Regions from separate parts of the Homo sapiens genome. Here all the other regions are linked to region 2. The links are chromatin loops, found by intact Hi-C in ENCODE. Cell type or tissue: CD14-positive monocyte. All regions are shown on one strand. Region 1 overlaps RBM26-AS1 (RBM26 antisense RNA 1). Region 2 overlaps LINC00446 (long intergenic non-protein coding RNA 446). Region 3 overlaps OBI1-AS1 (OBI1 antisense RNA 1).

The links. A loop is a pair of places that touch in the nucleus more often than their neighbours do. Peaks named below come from ENCODE experiments on the same cell type or tissue, not always from the same donor. Only the 100,000 strongest peaks of a DNase experiment are listed, where the experiment ranks them.
Region 1: it touches region 2 in a loop (6-fold over the local background); 2 of 110 quality-filtered maps call a loop at or near these places.
Region 3: a loop joins it to region 2, with 2.4 times the contacts of the local background. A loop is called at or near these places in 2 of 110 quality-filtered maps.

Annotation. Positions count from the first base shown.
Region 1 is chr13:79,410,992-79,418,991 of GRCh38, forward strand. It overlaps RBM26-AS1 (RBM26 antisense RNA 1), which reads left to right. Exons shown (of 7, transcript NR_038991.1): 2 at 1,691-1,916; 3 at 4,271-4,373; 4 at 6,844-6,925. Among named protein-coding and RNA genes, the nearest start is that of RBM26-AS1, 8.7 kb to the left of the region's middle. In CD14-positive monocyte, no CTCF peak of the experiment used is centred here; no DNase peak of the experiment used is centred here.
Region 2 is chr13:78,018,602-78,026,601 of GRCh38, forward strand. All of the region lies in intron 2 of LINC00446 (long intergenic non-protein coding RNA 446), which reads left to right. Among named protein-coding and RNA genes, the nearest start is that of LINC00446, 9.7 kb to the left of the region's middle. In CD14-positive monocyte, no CTCF peak of the experiment used is centred here; a DNase peak (open chromatin) is centred at 3,760; H3K27ac peaks cover 875 bases.
Region 3 is chr13:78,098,615-78,106,614 of GRCh38, forward strand. The region is part of intron 1 of OBI1-AS1 (OBI1 antisense RNA 1); the gene reads left to right. Among named protein-coding and RNA genes, the nearest start is that of OBI1-AS1, 48 kb to the left of the region's middle. RefSeq lists an enhancer at 3,242-4,441. In CD14-positive monocyte, no CTCF peak of the experiment used is centred here; a DNase peak (open chromatin) is centred at 3,907; H3K4me3 peaks cover 632 bases; H3K27ac peaks cover 513 bases.

The DNA of each region.
Region 1 (8,000 bases), 1.4 Mb after region 2:
ACAGGCGTGAGCCACCGTGCCTAGCTTCCTTCCTGTTTGATTTTTGATGCCACTTATATCTTTCTGTTTTCATTTCATTTGTGTTCTGCTTCTGACCTATTTTTCAATTGGTCAGCTTGTCTGTGACTACTCCAGTACTATGTTGCTTTTATTTACTATTGTATTATAGAATATCTTAATATATAATAAGGCAAATCCCTCTTCTTTGCTCTTTTTCAAATTTAGCTTGGCTAAATATGAATCTTGGTCTGGCACAGTGGCTCACACCTATAACCCCAGCACTTTGGGAGGCCGAGGCAGGCGGATCACTTGAGGTCAGGAGTTCAAGACCGGCCTGGCCAACATGGTGAAACCCCATCTCTACTAAAAATACAAAAATTAGCCAGGTGTGTTGGCACACACCTGTAGTACCCAGCCCAGAGGCTGAGGTGGGAGAATCGCTTGAACCTGGGAAGTGGAGTTGTCGGTGAGCCGAGATTGAGCCACTGTACTCCAGCCTTGGCGACAGAGTGAAACTACGTCTAAATAAATAAATAAATAAATAAATAAATAAATAAATGTGAACCTTTAGTTTCCAAATACATAGAACAAGATTGTTGAACTTGTAAACAAAAAATTCTTCATCATTGAAGTTATGGATTAATTTGGATTGAATTGACATCCTACAGTGTATAGCAGTCACAGAGGTGTGCAGCTCAGATCTCCCTTCAAGAAAGGACTCACTGCCCAACTGCAAGGAGGATAGTTACCTGACAGCTTCCAGTTGTTAACTCTTTCTAGGTTCACCTCAGCTTTCAAGTTGAAGTTACACTGTTCTCAGGGAAAACCCTCTCCCCCATGCCCATCCGCAGCTCAAGACTGAGCAAGGGATAAGGACCTGCTCGATATTGGGATGGCAGAAGTATTGTCAGACCTGCATGGTAATCTAATGGCTCTCCCACCCAATTCTGCTTCCCCCCTTTCCATTTCACAGGTGCTACTTTCCAGTAAACTTTTTGCACTTTTAACCCCATCTCAGCATCCACTTCCCAGAGAACACCATAACACAAATTTAATCATCTGATTCATTCTATTTTTGTACATTTTAAAAATCGTAGTTAATAATAAAATTATAAGTATTATGAAAGAGGAAACTAAGAACCATTTTAGCAATTTAGACTGTAAAGGCTCAAGCATGGTTTCTCTAAGGATATGATATTTAAATGGTTAAGAAAAGTGAATAATGAGTAAAAGTCGAAACAAGAACATTCCAGCATACATAATAGCTTGTAGGATGTTCCTGAGGTAAAGAAGAGTCAGGATCTTAAGGACAGAGTGGTGGGAGGGTATCAAATTGGGGACATAGGGAATGGCTGTCAGTCAAGTTAGAGGTAAAAAAATTTCATGTTAAGATTTTGGAACTGGATTTTATTTAAAATAATGATGCGAAGCCATTGAAAGGTTTTTGGTGTGACAGGATAAATTTAAAATATGAACACACCAACGCATACTTCTTTTAAGAAAGAACCTGATTAAATTTGGGAATTTTAAAATAAAAACAGGAAGCATATCGTACTCTAATATAATAATTCAAGGGTTTTTATTTTCCTAGAAGATCAAGGTCATGTTAATAAAGGGAATATAGTTTTCTTATCTGTGTTAAGACACTGATGACTTGCAAAGAAAAGTAACACTTTTGTGATATCCTTAGGTAATTCAAGAGGAAACGCTTGAGCAATTACTGATGTTGTAAACTGGGATCAGAAGACATACATGGTATCGTATCCCAGGCAAGGCACAGTGGCTCACACCTGTAATCCCAGCACTTTGGGAGGCTGAAGAAGGCAGATCACTTGAGGTCAGGAGTTCGAGACCAGCCTGGCTTACATGGTGAAACCCATCTCTACTGAACATACAAAAATTAGCTGGACATGATGGTGAGTTCCTGTAATCCCAGCTACTTGGAAGGGAGGCTGAGGCAGGAGAATCACTTGAACCCAGGACGCAGAGGTTGCAGTGAACCGAGATTGCGCCACTGTACTCCAGCCTGAGCAACAGGGCAATAGAGCGAGACTCCATCTCAAAAAAAAAAAAAAAAAAAACCATACTATCATATCCCCCTAAATTGAACCAGAGCACTTCTGGCATAAAAAGCTTTTTTAAGGCCGAGCGCAGTGGCTCACGCCTGTAATCCCAGCACTTTGGGAGGCTGACGGGTGGATTACCTGAGGTCAGGAGTTTGAGACCAGCCTGGCCAACATGGCAAAACCATGTCTCTATTATAATACAAAAATTAGCCAAGCCCAGTGGCACACACCTGTAATCCCAGCTACTTGGAAGGCCGAGGCAGGAGAATCACTTGAACACAGGAGGCGAAGGTTGCAGCAAGCCAAGATCACGCCACTGCACTCCAGCCTGGGAAACAGACTGAGACCCTGTCTCAAAAAAACAAAAAGCTTTTTTTGTTTTTTGTTTTTTATGTGTGTGTGATGGAGTCTCTCTGTGTCACACAGGCTAGAGTGCGGTGGCATAATCTCAGCTCACTACAACCTCTGCCTCCTGGGCTCAAGTGATCCTCTCACCTCAGCCTCCTGAGTAACTGGGACCACAGGCACATGCCACCCACGCCTGGCTAATTTTCTTTTTGTATTTTTGGTAGACGGGGTTTCACCATGTTGCCCAGGCTGATCTCTTGAGCTCAAGTGATCTGCCTGCTTTGGCCTCTCAAAGTGCTGGGATTACAGGCATGAGTCACCACACCTAGCTAAAAAGCTTTGAGAGGCAATCACCAACTCTTCAGTGGGCACTGTTTATACCCATGATTAATTATGACTCCATCTCCATAGGTGCTGTGGAACTGTTTATGGATGTGGTTATGGTGGGTAATAACATTAAAAAGGTATATATACATATATTGCATGTTCATACGCACACACATGCAGACACTCACAAAGTCTCCCATACAAACTGTCAAATGAGGACAGGTAAGTGTCCTCAGAGGAAAAACATGTATGTAATATTATTAAAAATCATATTAGTGATATGATGTGATACTTGTGCTATCAAAATGATTTGAAATGGAATAAGGAGAGAGAGTAGAGTATCAATGAAATAAGATTGGCTATGAGTTGATTGTGGTTGAAACTGGATGATGGGGATGGTTATAATTCTTTCAGCTCTTACATATTGAAATTTTCCATAATAAAAAACCTTTAAAAAAAATCTGTTAAGGCGGAGAGACCCAGAAAACAAAAAGATCTCTGGGAAGGCCTAACAGACTGGCTACAATGGAAGTTCCAGGAAAGCAGAGATTTTGCCTCTTTTCTGCAAATGTATCTCTTGCGCTTAGAGAAGTTGATAGCACATGGCAGGTTCTCTTGTTGAATGAATGAATTGGAGAATAAAACCCGTAACCTAGGTGACAGTCTGTCAGCTCAGAGTCAAGAATCCTTGGGTTCACTCACCTGTCACTACAAATGGCATTTGTTAGTTATTATAAGAATAAATACTTAAAGAAAACCTATTCAAGAGAAAGCAGATTCATAAACTTCCACCATGGATTTCATAAGTAGGTATATACATGCTTATATGCATATGATCCCACCTAGAAAGCTGCTATCATATCATTTCATTTCATTCCTTTTTTTTTCAACAAATATTTATTGTAGAGGTATCTCTGTCTTTCAAGCCAAAAATCAGGGGGAAAAAAATCAGAAAAGAAATCTTATTTGCTTATTAATTGAAGTGTGGGAAGACACAGATAATCTTTTGAAGAAAATTCACCTTTACATATTGTTCTTAGTTCCTTAGTAGCCTTAGGACAAAACTGTTAAAAAGGTAATGATGTAGAACCTTAATTAGGGCTTTTGAAATTTGAAGCCATTTTTATTGGGGGCCAGAACCTAAGCCAGGAAAACAACCAATAACATTGCAATAACAAACATCAGGCATAATGAATGCCCTTAGGAGACACACTCTAAAGTTTTAAAGCTGCACTATCCCATTCCTCCAGACAACAAAGAGAAAAAACAATCTACATCACCCACAAACAATAGTGCATAAGTTAGGAAGAGGCTAGGTTTGGCTGCAGTAATGAACAACAAGGGTTCATTTCTCTCAAACCCTGCATGTCCATTACAGGTTAGCTGCACCTCTACTCCACGTGTTCCTCCCTTCAGGTCCCAGGCTGATGGAGTAGCCTCTGTGTGTTTGGGATGTTGTCAGTCATAATGGTGGACACAAAAGAGATTATGACAAACCGTGTATTGTCTCCTACAATTTCTGCTCACAGAAGTGGACAACATCACTTCTTTCCACATTTCATTGACCAGAGCAAGTCATGTGACCAAGCCTGATTCAAAATAGGCTGGAGCAAGGAGGAGCAGCAAACATAAGTGAGTTTATAATATAATCTACCATACAAGGTAAACCAGAATTTAGGAATGAGCTCAAAGCCTGCATTTCATGTAACTGCCAAAGCTCACACAGGATTTGACCTTCCTTCCCAGAAGAAAGAGTTGACTCCCTTAACAGCATCGGGCTGGACCAATTCCTGGCTGTGGAAGCAGCATCCATCACAAACTGTTTTCATAGCAAATGAATAGTAAACATAGGGGTAGAACAAACTACACTGCCACATACCATAGCCACTAGCAATGTGTAGCTGTTAAGTTCTTGTGGCTATTTAGAATTGTGGTGTGCAGTAAGTATAAAATGTGCATCAGATTTCAAAGCCTTAGAAAAAACGTGAACAATGTTTTTCACTTGTTCCTCAACAACCAGAAAGTAAAATATCTTAATTTTTACATTAATTGCACATTGAAAGAATATTTGGATATATTGGCCTATTAATATACTAAATAAAGTATATTAATAAAATTAATTTCACTTTTCTTTTTTTTGAGACGGAGTCTCGCTCTGTTGCCCAGGCTGGAGTGCAGTGGCGTGATCTCTGCTCACTGCAACATCTGCCTCCCAGGTTCAAGTGATTTCTCCTGTCTCACCCTCCTGAGTAGCTGGGATTACAGGTGCCTGCCACCACACCTATCTAATTTTTTTGTATTTTTAGTAGAGACAGGGTTTCACCATGTTGGCCAGGCTAGTTTTGAACTCTTGTCCTTAAGTGATCTGCCCGCCTTGGCCTCTCAAAGTGCTAGGATTACAGGCATGAGCCACTGTGCCTGGCCCTCACCTTATTATTATTATTTTTTATTTAAAAATGTGGCCCCTAGAAAACTTAAAATTACATATGCAGCTCACATATTTTTATTGGACAGTGCTTTCCTAAAATGTAAGAACTTTTTTCTCTCCTTATGTGAAATAAAGGAAAGAAATAAAGAGCTCAGTGTATTAATAGAGTAACTCTTAGTCCTCTTACTCTGTACTGCTTTGGTATGTTTTAGAATGCTTCTATGAAACTACTGCTGAAAACATCATTGGCGTTTGTTCAGTTTGGGAAGCTCAGGTGTGGTAGGGCCCAGGGAAGGAAGAGTACCTGCAGGGAGACCAGCCAATACTGAGAGCAAAGTGGGGGCTACCACCCTTCCTTTTGTGAATTATTAAGTAAGAATAAACACTTACCAGCAGATGAATTACAGGATAGAGATGAACACTCATCAGTAGTGTGAGGCCCCATAGCTTCTCTGATCTCTCTCACTAGAGAATATTAAGAGGTATACCCATTCTAGTTCAAGAAGGAAGAGCCTTCTACAACTGGCTTACATGAGTAAGGAAAGGCTATAATTAGATTTGTGTGGAGAATGTATGGGGCTGAGGTGGGGGTAGCCAAGAAAGATACAATGGGGAGTGGTAGAAGAAGGAAACAATTAGGAGAATATTGTAATGGTCCATGTGAGATGTTGGAAGTTTGAACTAGAGTGTTAATGGTGTTGATCTTTTCAAAGTTGTTAAAAAAACAACTATTCAGCTCTATCATTTGAAGATCTGCTTTCAGCCACCATTCTTTCCTTTTCTCTTTATAGGCAAGCAAGAGTTGTTTGTACTCATTGTCCCAGGTTCCTCTCTTCCATCACTCCAGTTCAGTATGAACTAGCTTCTGTCTCTATCATTTTACCAAAACACTTCTTGCCAAGGTTATCAGTGACTTGCTTTTCGCTGACACTGACCAAATGTAGTATCCACATTTAGTCTTGTGTTATTTGATCAAATATAACATTTGACAACATTGTTCACATGTTTTTTTCTTGAAACACTTTTTTCCCTGCTATTTTTATTGCATCACAATCTTCTTGGGTTTTTCCCCCTGATTTTTCTGAATACTGTAATGTATCCTTCTTGAACTTCAACCACACTTCATATGGATGTGCCTTGGAATTCCTGTTGGTCTTTTTTCAATCTAAACATGATCCCCAACCCATCTTATCTATTTTTACTATTTCAACTCCTATATCCATGCTGATGTTTCCCAAAGGTCATTACTTGGATGTCTTCTAGGCATCTCAAATCAGTCTCTAAAACTAAACTCATTATCTTCACTAACCAATTTTGCCCCTTTCCTGTGATATGTAACTCATAGAAAGCCACCATCATCCAATTGCTCAAGTCAAAAATCTAAGTATCATCCTTCTCCTTTTACCACTATCCAATTAATATCCCAATGAATATCTATTGAGTCTTCCTCCTAGGCATACCTAGAATCTACTCATTGTCATTCAACCCAGATGATACACTGCAGCCAAAGAAATCCATTAAAGCCCCCTCTAATCATGTAAACCCTTATTGGCTCCCCATATCCCAGGCTAAAGTACAAATTTATTAATTGTAATACTTAATTGAAATTAACTGTGTTTTATGGTATTAAGCACTGTTCTAAATGCTTTACATTTATTTATTCTCACAATTTAGCATTCCCAGTTTACAGCTGAGGAAATTAAGCTTCAAGTTGCCCAAGTTTATAGAATGAGTCAATGGCAGAGGTTGAACTCAGGTCAGTAATCAACACCACATCCTTAACCACATGCTTTCTTACATCTTTCATTAATTGACACCTGCCTAGTTCTTAAGCTTCTCCCATTCTCCACTTTTTACATTCTACAATGGTGCCATACCATGTATCTGCAGTTCCCAGAACAGTACTGCATTATGCAATAGATGAACTGGTATATGCTGAATAAATCATCAACACAGAGGCATGAATATATTTTTAGAGTATTTATTATTTTTTAAATGATGAGAACATTGGAAAAATCAGAAAGACTTCCCTACATGTAGTTTTATAGTTAGCATTATTTTTATTTTGAATTTCAAGTGGGAAAGCACTATAATATTTTGGTGCATAGAGCCTGTAAATTCCTTAATCTATTTCTACAAACAAGCCATGGTGTCCGTCATTGTACTCTTTGCACAAAGAGCCCCTTCGGTTTAGAACATTTACCATGCCCAACCCTATCCTTCATCTAACTCCAGCACTTACCTTAAAAGTCGCTTTCTCCGGGAAACCTTCCCTGACTGGGCTGAGTGTTCACAGTGTTTATCCCTGTTACAATTACATCACGTTGTATTGTTAAAAGATTAGGTTCCTTGAAGGCAAAAGCTTTTTTTACCCACTGTTTTATTCCCCAAATCTAACATAGAATAGATAATACATTTTTCAACAGTCATTTATCACTTTTTTCCTACATTATAATTACCATTTTTGAAATGTTGATTGACACTTGTCTGACTCTCAAGGTGCCATGAAGTGAAACATTAGTCCACAAGAAAGGCTGTTTTTTTTTTAATGGTCTTTCTTTGATATTTGTAAATCTCCCATAGAAAGAGGAAAAGATAAAATGAACTAGTTTTTAAAAAAGTATTAACAGGGTTGTTTTTTTTTTTTTTTTCTGAGGCGGAGTCTCGCTCTGTCGCCCAGGCTGGAGTGCAGTGGCGCCATCTCGGCTCACTGCAAGCTCCGCCTCCTCGGTTCACGCCATTCTGCCTCAGCCTCCTGAGTAGCTGGGACTATAGGCGCCCGCCACCACGACCGGCTAATTTTTTGTATTTTTAGTAGAGACGGGGTTTCA
Region 2 (8,000 bases):
AGCTGGGATTATAGGCACCAGCCACCACGCCTGGCTAATTTTTGTACTTTTAGTAGAGACGGGATTTTACCATCTTGGCTAGGCTGCTCTTGAACTCCTGACCTCGTGATCCACCTGCCCTGGCCTCCCAAAGTACAGGGATTACAGGCGTGAGCCACTGTGCCCGGCTGGTTTTTCTTTTTCCTAGAGTGAGAGGTCATTATCTTCCATAGAGTATTCAGTCAGTAACAACCAGAATTGAAGGTTCTGCAACATTACTGCCCCCACTGCCATTTTTCCTGGTTGAATAAATCATGGTCATGACAATTCATCTGGCTTTACTTTGATCTTCATCTTTATTCAATCATGCTATAATGTTTTCCTGATTTTTCTGCAATTTGGGGAGGAAACAGTGGCCACGAGGAAGGGGTGGGAGGTAGACAAGGTCAGGGTGGGAGGTAGACAAGGTCAGGGTGGGAAGATAGTATTGAACTTTACTTCTTGAAATGTGAAAAAAAAAATGTTTGACTACAAGGCCATATGCCCCAACACTGGATTAATATCATGTTAGCAGAAGATGTCTAGTGTTGACTTTGGCTCTGATTACTTCAGTTAACTGTTTCCTTGAATGAAATATGGAAGGCAGTCCCAATGACTTACTGTATAATCCTATAATTTTTATTTAAGTTACTGGTACAAAAGTATAGATCATTTGTATTACTGACAGTTTTGCTTAATTTATTCTACTAATAACATTTGATTGGTACTTATACTTTGAATGGTAGAATCAGGATCTAGGATGATAATGAAAGTTGGTATTATTAGGTTGATGTGAACAATATGAAATTTAATGAAGATAAATGTAAGAACTGGCCCTTAGGTCCAACAAAGCAAAGTAAAAACAGGTGAGAGAAGATATACATTTGGTTTAGCATATAGATCAAACACTCTGAGGCTTTGGCTTATGGTAAGCTTCAAGAGAGACAACACTTTGGCGTGGGTGCTCAGAGAAACTCTGTAATCACAGGCTTATTAACAGAACAATAGAATAATGATGCAAACAGTGCCAGACTCTTTGCATTGATCAGATCACCTCTGGAATATTGTTTTAAGTTCTAGGTGCCTTAAAGCATATGGATATATATTCATATTAGATTGCTAAGAGTTGAAGTCATGTCATAGAGAAAACAAACAAAGAATGTTTGCTGGGGTGAGGGTGGGGTAGCATTATAGCTATCTTTAAATATTAAATGATTTTCCAAGTGGAATGTGACCAAGGACTGGTATACAAGATATAAGGTTAGGGTGAATGAATGATAACTAAGCCAGAGCATATTTTTTTTAACATGAGGAAGATATTTTTAACAGACAGCGCTCTTTCAAGATGTCATGGGCTGCCTCATTAGGAGGCAAGTGTTTAGCTCTAAAGGCATTCAAGAAGATGCTGGAGGCCGGGCGCGGTGGCTCACGCCTGTAATCCCAGCACTTTGGGAGGCCGAGGCGGGTGGATCATGAGGTCAGGAGATCGAGACCATCCTGGCTAACAAGGTGAAACCCCGTCTCTACTAAAAATACAAAAAATTAGCCGGGCGCGGTGGCGGGCGCCTGTAGTCCCAGCTACTCGGGAGGCTGAGGCAGGAGAATGGCGTGAACCCGGGAAGCGGAGCTTGCAGTGAGCCGAGATTGCGCCACTGCAGTCCGCAGTCCGGCCTGGGCGACAGAGCAAGACTCCGTCTCAAAAAAAAAAAAAAAAAAAAAAAAGAAGATGCTGGAAAAGCAAATGTCAGAAAAGAAATGTCAGAAACAAATACAAGTTATCTCATTCCTGAGAAAACTATAACTTTCCTGGTAGATCCACAACTTTGGATAGGGATGGTGAAAGGTGCCAATAATTTTGCAGATGGTCTCAAAGGCAGCAAAGGCAGATCTGCTTTTATGGGTGTTTTTAAGCTGTTCAGTCTACTTAATTTGCTACTGTAAATGTTTTGCATATTTAAAAATTGGGCTTAAATTTTTTTAAAAATAACTTTGGCTCACCCTAATGAATAACTCCCAGAATTAAAAAATTGAATAGCAAAAACAAAGTAGTTGTTGCAGAGAACCATAGTCGTGGGAACCATAGTTGTCCTTGCTTTTATTTATTAGTCACATAACCTTTGGTGTATCACACCTACTAAAGTCCATGAAATTAATGTCTTTATGGTATTTTGAATGAGAGTGGTTGCTCTCCGGTGTCGTTTGATTCTTTCTCCTCTTTGAGGAGTCCACAGTATAGCCACACTTTGGAGAAAAGTATCAAAAAGTGGTTTGTCTTTTGACTTTTTGACTTCTCCTTGTCCACTTCCAGCCGCAATCATCTCCCTCCTACCAGACTCTGGGACGTGAATGTGTAATTACAGCCCATTGTCTGTGCAGCAATTATAGCCTAATTTGACTTGTTGCACAGAAAGATGACAAAAGTGCTGGCTGTCAGGCAGGGTCAGAGGTCAGCCATTACCCCACGGACTACAGGCAGCAGCCTCATCAGGATTCTGTGGAAGGCTCGTCTCTGGGCAGGACGGGTCTGCAGCTGTCTGTGCGTCTTTGCAGATGACTCTGGGTGAAAACATGGACTGTTTTCAAGATAGATGATCCCAGCGTGCAGTTTGGCTTCTTGCTTTCTTATCAAAGATGTCAAAATTGTTCTGCAGTGAATGAAGCTATTTCTTGTGCCTTCTATATAAATTTTGAGTGGGACATGTACATAACCCAGCTTTAAGATATTTTATCAACTTTCTAGAAATAAAGTTAAGATTATGAAATGGTATTTAAAAGGAATGTTAAATCAGTATGCTACATTAGTATGAAAACTCCTGTGTGTTAAATAGGATAATAACTTGGATGCAATTAAATGAATTGTATCCAGATAGAAAGTCCTAGAGACACTATAAATAAGAATCATAAAATCACAAAGTAAAACTAAAAAAGCATATCCTGTATCAGTTAACCTAGTCCTTGTAGGTAATAAATAAATATTCCTTAAATAATTTTTCTTATGTTTTGTCTATTCTACATTTAAGTCTCTGATAGTAGGCAAATTCAGATCTATTTCAAGAGAGAGAACATTTTACTGTTATTGAAAGATTCTTTAATCCCATTTTCAAATATTTGATATATTTAACATAATTGATCTTCTCCAAATTTAGACAGACATACTGGTCAAACTCATAGTCATTTCAATGAATGAAAGTAATAGAAATTATAATTGAGAGAAAATATGCTAAGTGACAGTGCCAATATTCTAGAAATCAGAAACAAAATACAAAATGGGCTTGAGAAAATTGGTTCATTTAAAAAAATATATTTAGTAAGGGCCAATCTAAGGTGGATGGGGGCAAAAAAAGTTTAAACACAAATCCAGTTAGGTACAATAAAAAATACATTTTGATGCCAATGCACTTAATAGGCAGTATAAATAAAATGCTTTTATGAAATATAGCAATGTGATATTGTAATCTAACCAAATATGTTAGGTACCAGGAAGCATTCCTTACTATTTTATTCTATAAAAGAAGAGGATTGTATTCGTTTCTACTACTCTATTTCATTATTTTATTCTTGTCAGAAAGCTGTAGTGCACTTAAGAGTTTAGGGCAGGATTTTAAGCCCTAGAAAGCCAGGTAATAATCAAAGAAAAGTCATTTTTAGGTTCCCAGGCTGAGGTAAAACATAGAAGTCAGGAAATGGTTTAATAATGAGTAAGCAAACAGGAAGTGAAAGCAGTGAGCCACACAGGCCAGCTGACTTAGATGATCATGGCAGGCTCAGAGACGAAGGAAGTGAGAATTCAGCTGTCAAACCAAGAGTGTTGGCACCAGAGATTACAGTGGGTGTGTGGGAAACCTATCATCCAATTCTTTGCCTGCAACAAGGGCATTTGAGATTCATGACCATTTCAAAGATCTGGTTGTATGGCCTAATTCACCTGATCCTTTGGGTGAATGCTAAGAGAACTGCCACCATTTCCATTATAACAAAAGTACTCTTTATTGAGGAATTGTTATATAGTGGGCGTAGTATAGGTAAACACTTACTCACTTATTCCCTTATTCTATATATGAGTACTGAGCTTAGAATGTGCCAATTACTGTGATACTGACTAGGATACAACAGCAAGTGAAAACAAATATGGTCCTTGCTCTCACAGCTAGGATGAGGTAGATATTAATTATATAATGTATATAACTTAAATAAATATAAATACACATGTAATTTAAAATGTGTTAAGTACTATTGACAATAGAAAGGGGTACTTGGAATATAGGTAGATGAAGAATAAAATTTGATTTAACGTTCATAATCTAGTAGAAGTCTCCTTTTACAGAGAAATAGGCAGAGGCGTGGAGAAGCTAATTCCCAAAGTCACAGGCCTACAAGAGGAGAGCTGAACTCTTCTGTATAGTCTTCCTGGTCACATACTAACTAAAACAAGACTCACACAAATGTAGAACTGAAACAGAAACTTAGATCTTGTATAAATTAATTCATTGATTTATTCAAATAATATTTGTTGAGTGGCAGCTCTAGGTACAGGGGACATCATAGAAAAAGGCCCTCTTTTTTGTGCAAATAAGACTTATATTTTAGTGGGTAAAAATAGATGAACAAACTGGCTACCTAAATATCAGTGATAAAAGAATAGCAAAGAAACAGACTTGTGTGATGGACAATGACAGAATGGCTCATTTTTCTTAGCAGTACCAGGAAAGGCCTCCCTGAAACCAGAACAGGAAGAAGCAGGCCCTTCAGAGGGCTCAGGGAAGAGTCTTTCAGCTAGAGGGAATTGCTTGGACAAAGGCCCTGAGAAGGGAATAGCTTGCATGTTTGAGAGACAGAAAGAATCTCCGGGTGGCAAGAGTATCAGGAAGAGACACGTAGGATGAGTCTGAAGAGACGTTCAGGGTCCAGATTACAAAGGACCTTGTGGGTCAGGGGTTTAGATTTTATTTCAGTTGAATGAGAAGTGTGGGGAAGGTCATTAAAGGAGACAAGGTGAAGAAGATGGGATATGATTTAAGTTTGTTGTTGTTGTTGTTTTTGACGGAGTTTCTCTCTTGTTGCCCAGGCTGGAGTGCAGTGGTGCAATCTTGGCTCACTGCAACCTCCACCTCCTGAGTTCGAGCGATTCTCCTGCCTTAGTCTCCTAGGTAGCTGGGATTACAAGCACACGCCACCATGCCCAGCTAATTTTAGTATTCTTAGTAGAGACAGAGTTTCACCATGTTGGCCAGGCTGGTCTCGAACTCCTGACCTCAGGTGATCCACCCACCTTGGCCTCCCAAAATGCTGGGATTACAGGCGTGAGCCACCACACCTGGCTGATTTGAGTTTTAAATGATCACTCTGACTGTTATGAAGAGGATGGATTAAAGGAGGCTACCATGGGTAAAGGGAGTACCCAGAGGGGCGCTCTCATATGCCTCACAGGTAAGAGAGGATGGTGGCACTGATGAGGCAGCAATAGTGGAACTGGCAAGAAGTGAATGTCTTAAAGACCTTTTTATTAAAGAAAATGTCAAATGCATACAAATTTAGAAAAAAATCGTAAAATAAACTCTGACACACCCATCACCCACATTTGACCATTATCAACTCGTTGCCAGTTTTGTTTCTTATATAGCTCACCAACTTTTCCAGATTATTTTGCAGCAAATATAAAATGTTATATCATTTCATCCATAAATATTACAATATAAATGTTTAATAGACAAGGATTTATATTTTGAATACAATACTAATTTATGCCTAAACATGGACAATAATCCTTACCTTTTTTTCAGTCCTTCTGTTAGATTTTAATCATAACAACTTTTATCAAGTACAACTTTACTGCTAATGTGTCTAATTTTATGTATGTATGTTTTTTTATTGATACATAATAGATGTACATATTTTAAGGGTAAATGTGATATTTTGATACATTCATATTATGTCTAAAGGTCAAATCACGGTAATTGGAATGCACCTCACCTTAAATATTTATCTTTTATTTATGCTAGTAAGATATGAATTGTTCTATCCTCTCTTCATCTGCTATTCCCCCTCCCCTAGTGTTATCAAATATCCTGTCAGTGTTCAAATTTCTTTGTCTTATGACTTTTTAATGATTTATTTGAGTCAAGGTCCTTATGTTCATATATTGCATTTGGTTGATGTGACATTTATGTCTCTCTTGTTATTTTCTTTTCCTTGTAACTTATTCATTAAAGAATTTGTGTGGCTTCATTAAGAGTGTTTGTCAATTTGGACTTACCTAATTGCATCATAAGGGTGTCATTTCATGTGTTCCTCTATCCCCTGTGTCTTCTGTAACAAGTTAGAGCTAAACGTTTAATTGGCTTCAGGTTTATTTTTTTTTTCTTTTCTTTGCCAAATGTCCTTCCATCAGGAGGTACACAATATCTGAGTGTCTCTTTTTGGGATGTTAACAATTGTTGATAATCATCACTCAGATCTCTAAATTAGCAGTTGCAAAATAGTGATAATGTAATTCTATTATTGAGAAGTAGAAATATGGTTTTGAAACATATTTTAGAGATAGCATAGATAAGACTTGCTGATGGAATTCTGATGAGAGGAAGAGAAAGACAGAAATTGAGAATGACTCATGCTTTTGGCTTAAAAAGTTAGGTTGATGGCATTGCCAATTACTGGTTTGGAGAAGGCTGAGAGCAGCTTTAGGGTATGTGGAAAATAAGAGTGAAGGATTATATACCTTATAAATATCCAGGTGGACATCTTAAGAAGGTGGAATAGAATTCAGAAAAGGAATCAGAACTATATAGTATAGTCACAGTATATACTTGTATTTAAAACTGGGGGTCAGGTTGAGATTACCTAGAAGGAGGTGTTTAGAAAGAGAAGAAAAGAAGTTTTGAATACTTATAAGGAATTTTGACCAATTGATCCCTAAGTAGAACCATGCTAGGAATTGAACAGAAAGGTCAACTTGTCCCAGGAAGCTTCTCCAGGTACAACAGTATAAATCCAAGAGTAGGAGTTTCCCTGTATGATACAGAGGAGAAACACTATGCTTGCTTTCGGACAAGTAGTGCTAATCTACATAAGGCATACCCCTGTACCTTGGGCATCAGGAAGAATTTCTCCCTTGTCCTCAAGGTGATATCCACTAGAAAGCACTACAGTGGGCGGAGTTACAAACCCTACCTCTACTGTGCTAAGTGGAATTCTATCATGGCTCCCATGGCCCTTGTCACGTGGTGTTACTCCTGTGATTAAGTTATGCTATGTGGCAAAAGGCATTTTGCAGACGTAAGGTTACTGGTCTGTTGACATTAAAATAAGAGATTACTGGGTGTGCCTAACCTAATCACATGAGTTCTTTGAAAGCAGAGAGTTTTCTCCTGGTGGCAGAGGAGGAAGTCAGAGAGATTCCAAATGTGAGGATTTGATGCACTATTGCTGGCTTGAAGATGGAGGGAGGCACATGGCAAAGAAAACAGGCCAGCAAGGAAATGGGGATGTCAGTCCTACAAGCACAAGGGACTGAATTTGTCGAACACCTTGAATGCGTTTGGAAGTGTGTTGTTCTCCAGAGCTTCCAGATAACAGGACAGCTTGCCTGATACCTTAATTTTGGTCATGTGAGTCTCTAAGCAGAGAACCCAGTTAAATCTCTCCCTCCTTCTGACCTACAGAACTATGAGATAATGAATGGGTAGTGGTGTGAGCCAATACGCTGTGGTAAGTTGTAACTCATTGTTAGAAAACTAATGTGCCTATGACATGCCAGACACTGTGACCGGCTGCTAGGAGGTATACAAAGATAATGATGCAAAAACCTGGCTTTCAGTTATTCATCCATGTAAAGACAAGAGGTGGAACTGTCTTGTCTTGAGAGTTAAACGAGATCTTTTCTTCTGTGTGAAAACAAGCATCTTCAGCCCTAGTTCCTACTGTTTCTCTTCCCCTGTAATAAGACAGCACACACCGGGAAGCTACATGACTAACTGACACAGAGC
Region 3 (8,000 bases), 80 kb after region 2:
AGTCTCTGCCCAAAAGCTGCTCGATCTGATGAACAACTTCAGCAAAGTTTGAGGATACAAAAGAAATGTACACAAATCAGTAGTATTTCTATACACCAACAACATCCAAGCTAGATGCCAAATCAAGAATGCAATCCCATTCACAACAGCCACAACAACAATAAAAAATACCTAGGAATATATTAACCAAGGAGATGAAAGACCTCTACAATGAGAATAACACAACACTGCTGAAAGAAATCAGAGATGACATAAACAAGCAGAAAAATATTTCATGCTCATGAATAGAAAGAACCAATATTGTTAAAATGGCCATACTGCCCAAAGCAATTTACAGATTCAATGCTATTCCTTTCAAACTACCAATGACATTCTTTATAGAATTAGAAAAAAAAAACTATTCTAAAATTCATATAGAACCAAAAAAAGACCCTGAATAGCCAAAGAAATCCTAAGCAAGAAGAAAAAACCTGGAGACATTACATTACCAGAGTTGAAACTATACTACAAGGCTATAGTAACCAAAATAGCATGGTACTGGTACAAAAACAGACACATGGATGAATGGAACAGAATAGAAAGCCCAGAAATAAAGCTGCACACCTGCAACCATCTGATATCTGACAAAGTTGACAAAAACAAGCAATGGAAAAAGGACTTTCTATTTAATAAACAGTGCTAGGATAACTGGCTAGCCATATGCAGAAGATTGAAATTGAACCCCTTCCTTATACCATATACAAAAATCAACCCAAGATGGATTAAGACTTAAATGCAAAACCTAAAACTGTGAAAACCCTTGAAGGAAACCTAGGAAATACCCTTTAATTTTCTTTAAGATTTATAGTATATAATTTGGCCAAACTCTTAAAGGCCTTCAAATCTCAAGTCTCAGTTCCCTACTATCTTAACCAATTTCCTTCTGGAAATAGATTGAAGTCATCTATAAAGAGTTCACACAGAATCAGTCCATTAAAATAAAGATAAAAACCACAAGTTGTATAATAAAGGCAGAGGAAAATGGGAAAGAAAGTATTACTTTTTAAAAAATCAAAGTCTTTTGGGGGAGTGGGTTGGTAAAATTGAAAAAATAATCTCAGCTTTCTTGTATATTTAGCAAAAAGGACACTGTGATGGATTATATTAACTTCTACAGTGAAATAAAAGTGAATACTACTAGTAGATCATTAGGACAGAGAAACTTTATGCTAGGACTAAATTCTGAGAACAATTTACTGTGTGGCTCTTAACTAGTGATCTTTAACAATAAAATTAATTTTTACAATTATGTGTTTATAGAAACTGCACATTGTAAACCATGTGGCTGGTTAAAAAAATAATAATCAAAACCAGAACAAAAACAAAATACTGATATACATATATATGTATATCCAAACACCATGTTATGTACCTTAAATATATATAATAAAAATAAATTTAAAAACAAATAAAAATTCCCCAAAACTAAAGAGGCTTAAGTAAATAATAAGCCCATTACATCGAGTTCTGGTCCAGGAGATTTTTGACATTGTAGGTAAAGAGTATTTAGACCACATCACAGACTCAGGGTATCAGGCTGTCTGGTCGTAAACTTGAACTCACATCTAAACATTCCATGCCAGCCTCTGCAGTCAGGCAGACGTCCTGATCTACCTCTCTGCCTAGAGGTGTAGGTCCAGAGTGGATCTAACTGAGTTCCTTGCTCTGCCACTTGCTGGCTATGTGATCTTGAAAAACTTGCTTAATTTTTTCTGAGTCTTTGTTGCCTCATCTGTATGGACATGGAAATAATTGCATTATATACCTCAGAAATTGGTGAGGATTGATGTAATTTATACCTATACAGTTCACAAAACAGTGCCAAGTACATCATGAACATTCAGCAAGTGTTTTCCATTATCATCTCGTCTGTATTAGCGCTGTGTGGAAGAATCTTTATTAACCTTTATATGATTAAACAAATACCCTAGAGAAAGAGCCTGCTCACCAAAACATATGTTCTCCTTTTCTGTCTAAGCGTCAGCTGAACCCTGTTTCCCAGTTCTGTCTGAGACTCTGTTGGCCAATAAAATGTGAGAGGGAGTGGCATGTGCCATTTCAGGCCTGACTCATTAAAATCCTCCCACATGTGCTCTTCCGTGTTCCTGGCCCTCTGGAATGCTGATGGCAGAGAACATGGAAGCCACATGTGAAAGATGGCAGAAACTCTGTCAACCTGGCCACCACACCCAACTGTTTGGCTACCTGATTAGTTGTGTCAGGTTGCAAGAAACCAGCTACTGTTGGATAAGTTCCACAATGCATGCCTTGGGTCTGCTATAAGCAGTTTATACAACACTGATGTTGTGGTGAAGAGCTTTAAAAATCGTGCAAGTGAAAAACATCTCAATCCAAGTAAATGCCTCTGTCTTGGGGTATTTGTCCATTTGTCCTCTATTTTGGGCCTTACATATAAATCCTATTTGTTTGCTCTGTTCATGACATCTCTATATGCATGGCAAGGCTCTCCTACTTAGTGATCTGATCGGATTCCAGCTGTATCTTAGTTTTAATTCTATTAAATATGATCACCTATCATTTTTGGTTTAATCCCAGGACTCTTCAAAGCAAAATGGCATTTGCTGCCTAGCCTCAGTTTTATGTAAGAGCATCTCAAACACCAAACACTACCTCCAAAATTTGTTTAGCATTTTTCAAATGATTTGATGACAACAGAGGCATGCATATGTTTGTGACTTTCCTAAGTCATATAGCACAAGGCTGGCTGAACTCAATAAAATGTAAGTTCATAGATTAATTGAGCAAAGTCTACCCTACTCACACCTGCCAGAGCTGAAGTAAGGCATTCTCCTGGGTAACAGAGGAAGATCATAGGTTGGAAAAGGCAAGTATTCCTGAGGGATCACTACTCTTTCTTCTTGGAAGGAAACTTATCTGCTTATCCATGTCCCTTGATTTTCTGCTTTGTTCATTCAACAGGCCTGGCTTTATTTGAGGTGATAGGAGAATCAAGATGTATCATTGCACACAACATTCTCAGGAGAGTCACCAATGCACCTGCCCTTTTTGTGTTTTTACTGAGGAAGCTCTGCATAAGCCACTTTATGGAGCATTCCTGTTTGGGACTGGAATTTTGGAATAAGAAAAAATATATAAGACAAGACCTCAGAAGCACATGGAGTGGGCAAAATTCAGTTCCAATGTAGGAAAAAAACAAAAACAACCTTTGGTCAGGGTCAGAAGTGGATCTTTTCTTTTTTTTTTTTTTTTTTTTTTTTTTGAGACGGAGTCTCGCTCTGTCGCCCAGGCCGGACTGCGGACTGCAGTGGCGCAATCTCGGCTCACTGCAAGCTCCGCTTCCCGGGTTCACGCCATTCTCCTGCCTCAGCCTCCCCAGTAGCTGGGACTACAGGCGCCCGCCACCGCGCCCGGCTAATTTTTTGTATTTTTAGTAGAGACGGGGTTTCACCTTGTTAGCCAGGATGGTCTCGATCTCCTGACCTCATGATCCACCCGCCTCGGCCTCCCAAAGTGGCCCTAGGACTGTTTCTACTAACGACTCAGTCCAACCTGGAATGGGGTGAATTCTGCACCCTCACTGGGGACTCTGGGATTGCTGGAGTGGTCTCAACATGATAATATCTTGGTCAATAGAAGCTTGTTCCATTGCCAGTGCTTTATGCAAGATGAACCAGCACTAGCAGCCAAAGAAAGTAAAGATTGAGCAACAGCCCCTTTCCTTTTCTGTCCCAACTTCCCTTCAGAGCAGCTGCATCCAAGTCCCAGCAGATGTTAGTGTATGTGGGATGACCTTGCAGATGGCTGCATCAGGGCAAATTTCTGAGTTCATGAGTTTCTCTCTCTGTCCCTTCCCTCTCCATCCCTGGTAGCTGACGGTGCTGGAGAGAAAGAGAAGTTTTCAGTGGTAAGGGCAAAACAAGAAACAAGTCATGAGTTTGCTATTTTTGGATGAGTTATTGCTGCATCACACATTGTTCTTAGTAGTCTCAGTATGACACAGCAATTTTTCATCACTTAAATGCAGTTTTAGAATTTTTAATAACACTTTAAATTGCTAATCATAAGACTGAAACTTGATGTCTTCTAATCCGGCAAAATACATTAGTCACTTACCAGCTCTGTAGTAGCTTTTTAAAAAATTCAGGATCTTGGTCATGAGGGCTTAGGATCCAAATCAATTGCTATATAAATCCTTTTGGAAATGTATTCAGTGCTATAACTACACGTGCACTACCATATTCTAGTATTGTCTTTTTAGTTCCAAAATTTAGTTGTTATAGAAATCAAAGATAGTTGTTCCCAGAGTGTCCAAACCATCTAGGCCAACTGTAATTGAAGAAAGACAATATTGTTTGCAGTCTCAGTATGAATGTGGATTCCTTCTCAAATAATCATTTGCGCTTACCTCTTGGGCTTTGTCTGAAGAAAATAAAAGCAATATCACAAAGTATGCTGTACAAACATGTGCATCTCAACATTGTTTAAAATAGGACTCATTGGAAAAAATCTAAGTACCCTACAATGTAATACTGGTTAAAAGAATTAGATTCATAAAATGGGATGCACGGGACCAATTTGAAACAATATTTACTGATATGAAATCATACTTTAAAAGCACCTTAAAGGAAGAGAATAATAGCAAACCAAAACTATATAATTAATTTGTCAAAATAACATATACATACATAGAAAGTTTATTAACATATAATTATATATTCATTAAAAGTCATCTATATTATCATAGAAAAATACTATCTCTACCTTAACAATAATGATTACTTCATGGTAGAATTACAGACTTTTTTTTCTTACATGTGGCATGTGTGTGTGTTTATGGATATGTATTGCTTGTGTCATAATAATAGAGTTATATTAAAATATTATAGATTTTAGGGTAAAAGGGCAGAATAAAGCCAGAGTACAGAAGTCCTCTCACCCAGTAGGTAATACAGTGAATCAAATATTATATAAATAAGTGAAAGTGTTACAAAGTTCACCCAACAACAAAACAAGAAAAGAGGAGGAACCACATGTCACCAAGTTCAAAATGTGGTGATCGAGGCAAACTGTCTGGCATGGAGCTGAATATGGAGACTCCTATCTTTACTCCCATATTACAGTAGCAGAATTGGAGAGATAAAATGCTCAGTGTTCTTATTTAAAATTGTACCTACCACCACCAGGTTAGAAAGGAGCATGCAAGCTGAAGCTGAGAGGATAAGAGAGTTCTTCCAGGATGAGTCAAGGAAAAATCCAGTAGAGAAAAGGCCACACCAACAGAGGCAATAGAAATGGACCAGAGAAAATCCTCTGGAGAGGACTGACATTTTCCAGGACTTCCTGATGAATTTCAGAAAAAATTCAAAGTCCCAGTAGATTCTCTTTTAGGACTAAAATTCTTTCCCAAATAAGTGAAGTGACCTCCTCTGAGGGACGCACATAGACTCTAATGAGCTCTTCCCCACTTCCATTTTCCTCCTACAGACACTTAACCACTGCCATCAGGTTACAGAAAAGTGGATGAAACAGCTAATTTGAGCCTTCAAGGGGGCCAAGTGGCTGAAAGAAATAGATTTGCATGAGTTACTCATCTCAACCAGAAAGAAAATGCAAAGAATTGGCGTGGAAATTGTGACAATATACCACATTTAAAAAATAAAAATCCCTTAAGACTAGTTCTGGAAGGAAACATACCACAAGGAACAAATGAAATTTCCTTTCAAATTCAGCCCACAATAAAAGAGTTTAGTTATTATTATAAGTTGACTAATACAAGAAATCATTGGTGAATTAAGAATGCAAATAACATTATTACAGAAACAGTATCTTAAAAATAACACCCAGGGACAGAATAAATGGTTGAATATCAAATTACTTTTCCAGAGAGACTTGAGATAATTAGAGGAATTGCTAAGAAAAAGTCAATAAAAATTATGGAGATAATAATAAAATTTGATTTCAAAGATAGTCCAAAATAAATCAATAAAAATGTAATTGGACATTTAAAAATAATTAAAAGGGTATAACTGGATAGTTTGTAAAACGAAGGATAAATGCTTGAGGCAATGGATACCCCATTCACCCTGAGGTGATTTTACACATTATATGACTATATCAAGGTATCTCATGTAGCTCATAAATACATACACCTATGTCTCCACAAAAATTAAAAATTAAACAAAAATGAAAACCAGTGTCCATGAAACAGGAAATTCAGTAAGTAAAACAGAAAAAGTATTGAAAGGAATAATGGAATAACACTTTTTTCTGAAACATATATTGACATCTAGAGTTTTTAATGAAGGGTAGTGTGTTTAAGGAAACACATTATCATCATCATCATCAAGCAACCAACACTGAAAAATAGCACGTTTAACTTGTTGAACTTCAAGAATAGAGGAGTAAATTTTCAGGTAACAGAAAAGAAAGCCACGTCTAAGGTGTAAAAACAAAATATGTTGGGGTTTGGTTTCTTAATGCTAACATTAAATGCCAGAAAACAATGGAAAATTCTACCCCTTGGTCTCTGGCCATGAACCTCCCACAGAAAAATGATGATATTTGTTATAACATTTACATTTGGTGCAGCATTTATGGCATGTATATAGCAATAGCACCAACACAAATATGCCTAACATTTGGAGAAGCCAGTACGGGGATAGATTTAAAGAAACAACTGATTTGTCCTGTAAACCCATTATGCACTTTTTTATATCCTTGTGTTAATTTTATTATTCTTTCCCCCCTTGACCTACTGTTATTTGTGTCTTATGATAAGCTTGTGAAGAACTGTTTAACACAGAATTCAGAGGATGATTAGCCAGATCCAGTTCTTCCTCAGGCTAGTAGTTATTGTGCATAAAATAAAAATGGTAATACATAAGCTGTATGTCCTGAAGGAGCTTTAAGTCAATCTCCCAATACATTTTATAATCAATATTAGTATTGTCATAAGTCTTATTACTTAGTGTAATTGAATCTTACCAACAATGCCAGTATTACACAATATTATAGTATGAACATGGTATAATTCAGTTTCATTACAGAATACACAACAAAGTAGTAAGAATTACAGAGGTATTTGCTTTGCCTTCCCAACAGAATCTACAACTGAGGACAAAGCCAATCATCTCATCTCACCTTACAGGCTCAAATCTAGACTGGTTTCCATTGTGTGTTGTTATTATGTAACAGGGCTCTCTTCCCTCCAATGGGGAAGTCATGAGTAGTATTTAGCAAACTATTCTGGGGGCCAGAACTGTCACAAGACATCAGTGTAAATCAAAAGTGCCTCCAAAGAATTTTACATGTTTGGGGAGTCATAAGATTCCCATAGGTGTGCCCCTTGAGCTTCAGGAGCTAGAATAGAGGGCCACTGACTTATGCCCACTTCAGCTTCCATGTGTATTAAAATAATTGAGGCCCTATTGGGTCCAGGCACAAATCCTTTCCCAGTACTGGGTTTTAGCAGTACCCTACGTTATTTATTGAGTCTTCGTGACCCACTTTGCTAAAGCCTCATTATATTTCCAGGGCTAACTCCCATCATTTGCCCTCCTCGTGGAAGAGAACCCTCTCTATTCTAGTTTTCCTCTGACTGCCACTCCTCATTAAAAGCAAACACAGCTTGTCTCAGGATAACTAGACTGACACTTATCACACCAGTGCAGTTAGGATACATGTCTTACACCCCCAGATGTTGGGTCTTCTGTACTAGAGTTAGATGAGAGGTAGTCACTCCTTGATGTACTTTGGTTTGAGTGTGCCATGAGGCCTCCCACAGCGTTTCTTGTCTCTGGGTGGGACTGTTCCCTAAGGGATCCACCAGGTGATGCTCACTGCTTTAATCCCATCAGGGACCCATTGTATTTCTCTATTTTACTTGGTAGTTTTACATCTACAAAACAAGGATGATGTACATTTGTGCATAGCACACAGTGACATGTTGGGCTGGCTGCTGTTACGATTTGCCCATTTTA